Linked DNA regions of Homo sapiens: region 1 is linked to region 2. Evidence: chromatin contacts called from ENCODE Hi-C or POLR2A ChIA-PET data. All regions are on one chromosome and are shown on one strand. Each heading gives the region's core, a stretch centred on a gene start or an enhancer-like site at or near the end of the contact. The rest is flanking DNA. Distances are from core to core; before and after follow the strand shown.

What was found. Hi-C counts contacts between places; a loop is a spot of excess contacts on that map. ChIA-PET counts read pairs that join two places held with the same protein, here RNA polymerase II (POLR2A). Pooled maps may share reads with other maps.
Region 1: a loop to region 2 is called in a map of K562, with 2.3 times the contacts of the local background. The contact joins two enhancer-like sites. A Hi-C loop is called at or near these places in 1 of 168 maps with a recorded cell type or tissue (K562) and 7 of 50 pooled maps. POLR2A ChIA-PET finds 5 or more read pairs at or near these places in 4 of 52 experiments (AG04450, GM10248, PC-9 and 1 more).

What each region holds. Positions count from the first base shown.
Region 1 is chr3:14,438,143-14,441,733 of GRCh38, forward strand. All of the region lies in intron 2 of SLC6A6 (solute carrier family 6 member 6), which reads left to right. Among named protein-coding and RNA genes, the nearest start is that of SLC6A6, 37 kb to the left of the region's middle. RefSeq lists an enhancer at 1,255-1,755. Within about 2 kb of position 1,536, at least 16 of the 41 ENCODE cell types and tissues checked have a DNase peak (open chromatin) inside an H3K27ac peak, as active enhancers do.
Region 2 is chr3:14,203,005-14,206,748 of GRCh38, forward strand. No RefSeq gene overlaps it. Among named protein-coding and RNA genes, the nearest start is that of LSM3, 26 kb to the left of the region's middle. Within about 2 kb of position 1,772, at least 14 of the 41 ENCODE cell types and tissues checked have a DNase peak (open chromatin) inside an H3K27ac peak, as active enhancers do.

The DNA of each region.
Region 1 (3,591 bases), core at 286-2,785, 230 kb after region 2:
CCCACTTTTTCTTTTTTTAAAACAAACACAGGGTAGAATGGTTGCCACAAAGTATAATAGAATTGCAATGTGGCTGTTTTTTTTTTTTAAAGCTACTATTTATTGATCAATTGGTATGTGCTGGGCTGTGTGCTGAATAACATTAGGCAGCATCCTGCTTAGTCCCTGGTCTTGTTTTTACCCTCATTTTTTACCAGTGAGGAAGCGGAGGCACAGAGAGGTTGTTACTTGCTCTGGGTCACACAGCTTAGTCATGGCCTCAGCCCAGAATCTGGCTCTGGAATGGGCAGAAAAGTGAGGAAAGGAGAGAGATGCCTGCTGTGGAAAGGGCGGGGCAAGGGGTCCAGCCAGGCACTTGATTCCACAGCAAGCCTAGTGGGCAGGGAGTTGTTTAGGCCTCAGTTTTCCCCACCTGTAGAATGGATGTCATCCAGGTCTCTTCTTGCCCCTGTTCTGGGACTCTAGGAGCTGCTTGCCCAACCCGCTGATCAGTTTGCTTAACCAAGAGGTTTGCTGAGAAACCTGGCCCAGAGATCCTTCTTAAAGGCCAGGTATGTGCTAGGCAGTTTGGGATGGGAGAAGCAGGCAAAATAGGAAACAGACAAGGACCTGGCCTCTTCCTAAAAGCATGGCAGAAGCTCCTGAGTGGTTATGCCATTGACAATATGAGATTTAAATCATTGTTCTCCACCAGAAAGAGACATGTAGGACACTGGTTGTTAAATTGAGAAGTGCAGGGTCTGCAGGACGGCAGGGCAGGTGCAGAGAACTCTCGAGCCTCTGGGAAGGTTGCCCAGGAAAAATAGAGGCAAGGGCTTGACTTTCCCCAGAGCCTTGGACTGAGGTGGTAGATGCTGGGGGAGGCAGCATCTGCAACTCAACTCAAAGCCCAGCTGGCTGGTGCTCAGGGCACCGGGAGGGATGCAGAGCAAGATATAGGGGTCCCCATTTGCAAGCAGTGCAGAGACCTCTTTCTAAGCTTTGCTCGGTGCCGGAGGCCCAGGTGGCCAGGTGGGAACTCTGGCCTTGAGCCTCTCTCTCCTTTCCACCCGTGTGTGTAGCCTCAGCCAGGCTGCTCGCTTCCCTGCGTGAGCCTCAGCTTCCTTTATCTATAAACTACCAAAGTCTCTTCCACAATAGGAGTGTTGGAGAATAGGAAACTGTGTTCATAAACAGCTCAGCCCCCAGAATAAGTCCTCACAAATCTTAATATTAAACAGGGAGACAGCAAAGGGATATTGTGGCAAGCCATGGCATCGCTGGCACGGGGCTGCACCTGCCTGCGTGTGTGTCAAATCTGACCAGGTGATCTGCAGTTGGTTTCAGGCACAGCTGGCTCTGGCTGTCACCTCTGGAACACAGAGACAAGGAGAATGTTTAGCTGGGCACAGGGAGAGGCTTCATCCCATAGCCTCTGTATCAGTCAATTCTAATCACTTGTAGCTGTAATAACCAAAGAGGAAGCTCTTAAAATGGGGAATTATGTATCTCGGCTGCTGCAAAATAACCCTGGGCCCAGTGCCAAGGAAAACAGCCCTTGTCGGCGGGTGCAGGGACGCCTGTGGAGGAGGACTCGCTCCTGAGTACTCACTGCGCAGCGGGGTGACCACTTGTGTGTGTGTGAGGAAGCTGGGGTGACTGGCCTAATTGCAAGTTTGCAGAGGTGCACAGAGATACTCCGGGGACTCCCTGGAGGGTGTCCTCTGAGGTCAGACTGAGCCGCAGAGGGACAGTGGAGGCTAAGCTCCTAAGGGTTTGGATACATCACGGTCACTGTTACTCCCAGCGGAGTGACCTCAGGGCGTCTCTTGTCATCTCTGGGCCTTATTGATCTCACCCTGGGGAGGATGAAGGCTTTATATACCCCAAGGCCAGGGGTGGACTGGATAGTAGTGATAGCGGTAGTAAGAGGAGATAGTCTCAAGTCATAATGTAGTTGCTGTGCATGGAGTGTGTGCCACATCTTGTTCTAAGCACCTCCTGTGCACCCCCCCTCATTTAACCCTCACAACACTCCCACAGGGAAGGTACAGTTACCCCATTTTACAGATGAGGACACTGAAGACTAGTGGGGTTGAGTGACTTGCCTTAGGTCACCTGTTTGGGGAAGTGACTTTCAGCTTCTGGGTTGAGGCTTATATTCTGGTCCCTGTAGGGGCCAGGGTGCCTGGGGCAGCTGGCAGGGAGCCAGGGGGCTTTTTATACTGCGGCTCCAACAGCCAGTGGGGAAGGTTCAGAGGGGACTGAGCCTGAGCAGTAGGAGGGACTAAAGCAGTTCTGTGTGGCCCGTGTCCCAAGGAGAAGGGGAGAGGGAAGATGGGGCCAGAGGGTCGGCAGGGGCATGTGCTGGGACCTGGTGGGCAATGGTGAGGAGCCTGTGTTTTCTTCTAGGGGTGAGCAAAGGGTTGGGCGGGGGCATGAGGACCTGATTCTGCTTTTTAATCTGCCTTCAGCTGCTGCATTGAGAATAGATCAGGGGCGGGCAGAGTAGCAGCAGGGAGACCTGTGAGGAGGCTGCCACAGATGCCAGTGCAAGGGCTGAGGGGCCTGTAGCTCGTGGTTGCCATGGCGATAGAGAGCTGTGGGTGGATGCCAGGAATGTACAGGCGGGTCTTGCTGGAATGGGCTTCTTCAGGGGCAGGGCTGCTGGCTGTGTGTTCTTCAAGGCAGGTGGACCTGTGACTGCAGCCCCCACAGGTGGAGAGGTGGGTGCACCTTAGAAATGAGGAGTTGGGAGACCCCCACCATGCCAGGCACGTGACAGGTCCCCACTCTGCCCTGTTGAAAACCCCCACCCCCATCCTGGCTCAGCCCCAGGTGGTGGGACGATGGGGTCCTGAGTGTGGAAGGGGGTGGAGGCTTCATTTTGTAGGAAATCAGAGCCTAGAGCAAAGGGACTTGGGGAACCCCAGTTGCTCCTCCTCCATGTTTCTAGAGGGTTCTCGAATATTAGTGTGGCAAGTGGGTCTGTGTGCCCAGAGGGCAGAGCCGGGACTCTCAGGGTAGCCGCAGTGAAGCAGACCCCAGCTCCTAGCGGGGATGGACTTGGCCCATCCCAGCTGCCAATGAGGTCATGAGCTTCTGGGTGAGGAGGCTCCAGGGTCATTTCCTGAGAAACACCTTCACTCGGAGGGAGTTGAGTCTCACATCCTCCAATTATGCGCCCACCGAGCCAGCCCACAATGGGCTGCCCTGATAACCATCGGGGGGCTGTGCAAGTCAATGCTGGAACAATGCTGGCTGCTAGGACTATTTTTACAGTAGCCATTGGCCTGTCGAATCCCGCGCCCGGCCCCGAGGGAGCAGGGCAGAGAAAGGCGGCGCGGATGCTCTGGCAGACAGAGGAAGGGCTCCATGAGCTGCCCAGAGGCTTCAGGAAGCCTTTCTTGGTCTGCTGGCCGCCAGATAGTGAAACAATTGGGGTCCCCCACCCCGAGCCAGGGAGAGGAAGGAGGTGTGGGGGAAACGGGGGTTTTGTTGTGCTTTTGTGCCTCTGTTCCTCGAGCACAGCCCCTGTGGGCCCAGCAGCTGGGGCCAAGCCAGCACATCCCCTCTCCACACCCCAAGTCCTCAGGCAGCTACTGCCTCACC
Region 2 (3,744 bases), core at 522-3,021:
TGGAGGCCGCGCAGAGGCTCTGAGATGAGGCTTTTCCTGGTGGAGGGTCGGCAGGGAGGCCAGTCGGCATGGGAAGAGTGAGCCAAAAGTCTGAGACCTCGGAAGTCCAGGCGTCATTCAGCACCTTCGTTTCACAGAAGGGGATGAAGAGCCCAAGACAGTGAAATAGACTTGCCTGAGGCCACCGCGAGTCCAGGCTAATCTAGTTCTAAAGCCTAAATAAGGGCCACTGTGTGCCCCAGCTCCAGTGGTGCCGCTCATGCTGTAGCCTCTGGACCCGTGCAATGTGCTGCTCCTGCAGCTACACGGTCTCCTCCTTCCGATCACAGGCCAGCATTTCACCGTCCTTTCCCTTTTCGAAGGAAAGGGTCTTCTGAGTTCGCGGGTGCTATGGGGACCCTGCTCAAGCTGGTATTCAGGAAGGGGAAGACTGTGCTTTCCTTCCCTTGGCCAGGCCTCGTGGGAGGAGCACAGAGTTGGAAATCACACCCGTCAGACTCAGCTCGATCACCGTGTGCTCTGTGACTTTTGGCGAGCTCCTCGCCCATTCTGGGCTTCCATTCCTCACACGAAGGGAAATGCAGGGAGTTGTTTTTACTCCTGAACCTGCATGTCTTAGTTGCCAACACCAGGTGGTGCTGTGCTCTTTTGCTTTTCCACTTCAGTCCTTGCTTTGCAATCAACATGAGCTAATACTGGCCAGCGAGCTCTGAAATCCAGTTTGTGGAACTCCAACCCTACAATAGCTACATAATATGTAGGCCCCAGGGAGAAAGTTGTAAGGGAAAATACCATTCCCGTGGTGCCCATATCCTGCTGAACCGAGATCACCAACAAAGCCGCACTCTAGGTGAGATGGGTTTTGCTGCGCTGGCTCTGTGCACGTGGCTGAATAATGGGTGGACAGAGCTTTCTTTGCGGCCTGAGGCCAGATTCTGCCATCCTGTTGAGCAGATCCCTTTTCCTGCTCTTAGCCTTGGAGTCCTCATCTATACAGTGTCCTTTGAGCTTGAACAATGTGAGTTTCAGGAAAAGGACTCAATCACTCTGCTATTGATTAAAAGAGCCTAGGTTTGGAGTTCTTGGTAGCAGTATCTGAAAGCCGACATTGGTGTGTGCTAGGAAAAGCCTACAGATTTGGAGTGAAAAAGCCATGCATGTGAACCCTAGCACTGCTGCTTCCCAGCTGAATAACAGACTCCAACTCTCTGACCCTTAGTTTCCTCCTCTGTAAATGGGGATAGTGACAGTGCCCACCTCAGGAAGAAGGGCTGAGGATGAAAAGATGTCCATCAAGGATGGAGCTCAGGTCCTGCCATGGAGTCGGAGCTCAGGACATCTTTGATTCCCTTAATTGGGCCAGCAGCTCTAAATAAGATGCTTCTTGTCTCCTCCTGAATGCCTTTCTGAAAAGACCACCTGTAAATATTTATCTGTCTTTATAACAAGGATCCAAGCTGTTCTTCATGAATCCATAGTTTCTGCCTTGCTGAGTCTACTACAACATTTTTTAAAAATTTTTTCATCGATCTCTCCTTGCATTGTTTTTCCTGTATGACTTTTCCAGGCTGAGTTCTGCTAGAAACTGGGATGGCTAACAGCTGGTCATGATAAGGGTTTGGGAATCAGATGAGGGAACAGGGGAGCCTCCCCTTTGCAGCGTCCTCTGCCCTCCCTCTCTGTGGTTCTCAGCAATGTTTTTCTCAGTTCAGCTTCAAGGTAGAAGAGAAATGGATGAAACCAGCTCCATGAACAAGGTCACCCCGCCAATATCACGAGAAAATGACATCACTGTCAGCTTCCGCTCAGGAAAAACCTGGGACTTGAATAACCAAGGGAAAGGGCAGGTCATCCTCATGGCAGGTTGACAGAGCTGGTTACAGACCTCCCTGCCAGATATCAGGGCCTGGGAGTGTGGCTAAAAATGACCCAGGGACCACACCTGCCTCTGGTCAGTTGCCCCCGGCAGCCTTACCACCCTCGTATGCTCAGAACAACGGAATATCACCAATGGGGTGTTTTATTTCCTCTTTCCTAGAAGAAAGGTTACCAACTGCCAGAATCAAAATAGAACATGAACCGTGTCACTGGAATCCTGTCCAATCCAAGCACACTGATATTGTGCAATGCCCTTTGGGAGATAAAGCAGATAAGCAAAATCTCCAAGCTATTATCACACCATTGGACCTGGCATTGCAGAAGGCCTCTAGCCGGCCTCTTCTAGGCTTGTCATGTTTCTGCAACACTGTGTCGAGTGCTTTTTGTGCTCTAGAAGAACACTATTTCATAGATGAAACCAGGCGCAAAGCCTCACAGAAAGAATTATTTTGTTAAAGTGAATAGTTGTCCCCAACTTTTTCCATTTCCCAAGCTCATAGTTTTATACATTCTTTCTTTTTTTAAGGCTTGGCTTAAATTCTTTATTATTATTATTATTATTATTATTATTATTATTATTATTTTGAGATGAAGTCTCCCTCATATCCCCAGGCTGGAGTGCAATGGCGCAATCTCGGCTCACTGCTGCAACCTCCGCCTCCTGGGTTCAAGCCGTTCTCCTGTCTCAGCCTCCCAAGTAGCTGAGATTACAGGCACCTGCCATCACACCCGGCTAATTTTTGTTTTTTGGGGGTTTTTTTGGGGTTTTTTTTTGTTTGTTTTTTTGAGACAGAGTCTCACTCTCTCGCCCAGGCTGGAGTGCAGTGGCCTAATCTTGGCTCACTGCAACCTCCGCCTGCCAGGTTCAAACAATTCTCCTGCCTCAGCCTCCCAAGTAGCTGGGACTACAGGTGAGTGCCACCAGGCCCAGCTAATTTTTTTTTTTTTTGTATTTTTAGTAGAGATGGGGTTTCACCATGCTGGCCAGGCTGGTCTCAAACTCCTGACCTCGTGATCCGCCCGCCTCAGCCTCCCAAAGTGCTGGGATTACAGGCGTGAGCCACCGCGCCTGGCAATTTTTGTATTTTTAGTAGAGATGGGGTTTCTCCATGTTGGCCAGGCTGGTCTCGAACTCCTGACCTCAGGTGATCCGCCCACCTCAGCCTCCCAAAGTGCTGGGATTACAGGCGTGAGCCACCGCGCCTGGCAATTTTTGTATTTTTAGTAGAGATGGGGTTTCTCCATGTTGGCCAGGCTGGTCTCGAACTCCTGACCTCAGGTGATCCGCCCACCTCAGCCTCCCAAAGTGCTGGGATTACAGGCGTGAGCCACCGCGCCCTGCCAAATTCTTTATTATTCTTAATGGCACAACATAGTTTTCCATATGGTAATGAAATACCCACGCTGACTTTCCTGAGGAACAAGGAAAAATGAACAAATTGGAGAATTCAGTGCTTGGCAGGCTTGTCTTCATATACATGATGAATATCAGCCTTTCCTGAAGCTTTAAAATTCTCTTGGTCTAAGTTACTTTTCCTTGAAGGATCATTCCTGCCCCTTGACATCTTTGAGAATTGTTCAACATGTAAATGATGTGCATCAATTGATCAACTTACATTTTAGCTTCTTTATACTATCAGCGTATTTTTTTTCTGTCACTTTCGTGTTAGTGAAGTATAGTAGATATTTGTAAAAGTATTGTGACTATATATTTTTTAATTTTTATTTTTGATTATAGTAAAAAATGCATAACAGAATTTACCATCTTAACCATTTCATAAATGTGCAGTTCAGTACTGTTAAGTATATTCACAGTTGTGCAACATATGTGAAGTTTTCTTAAAGCAAAGCACTCCTGAATGTCCC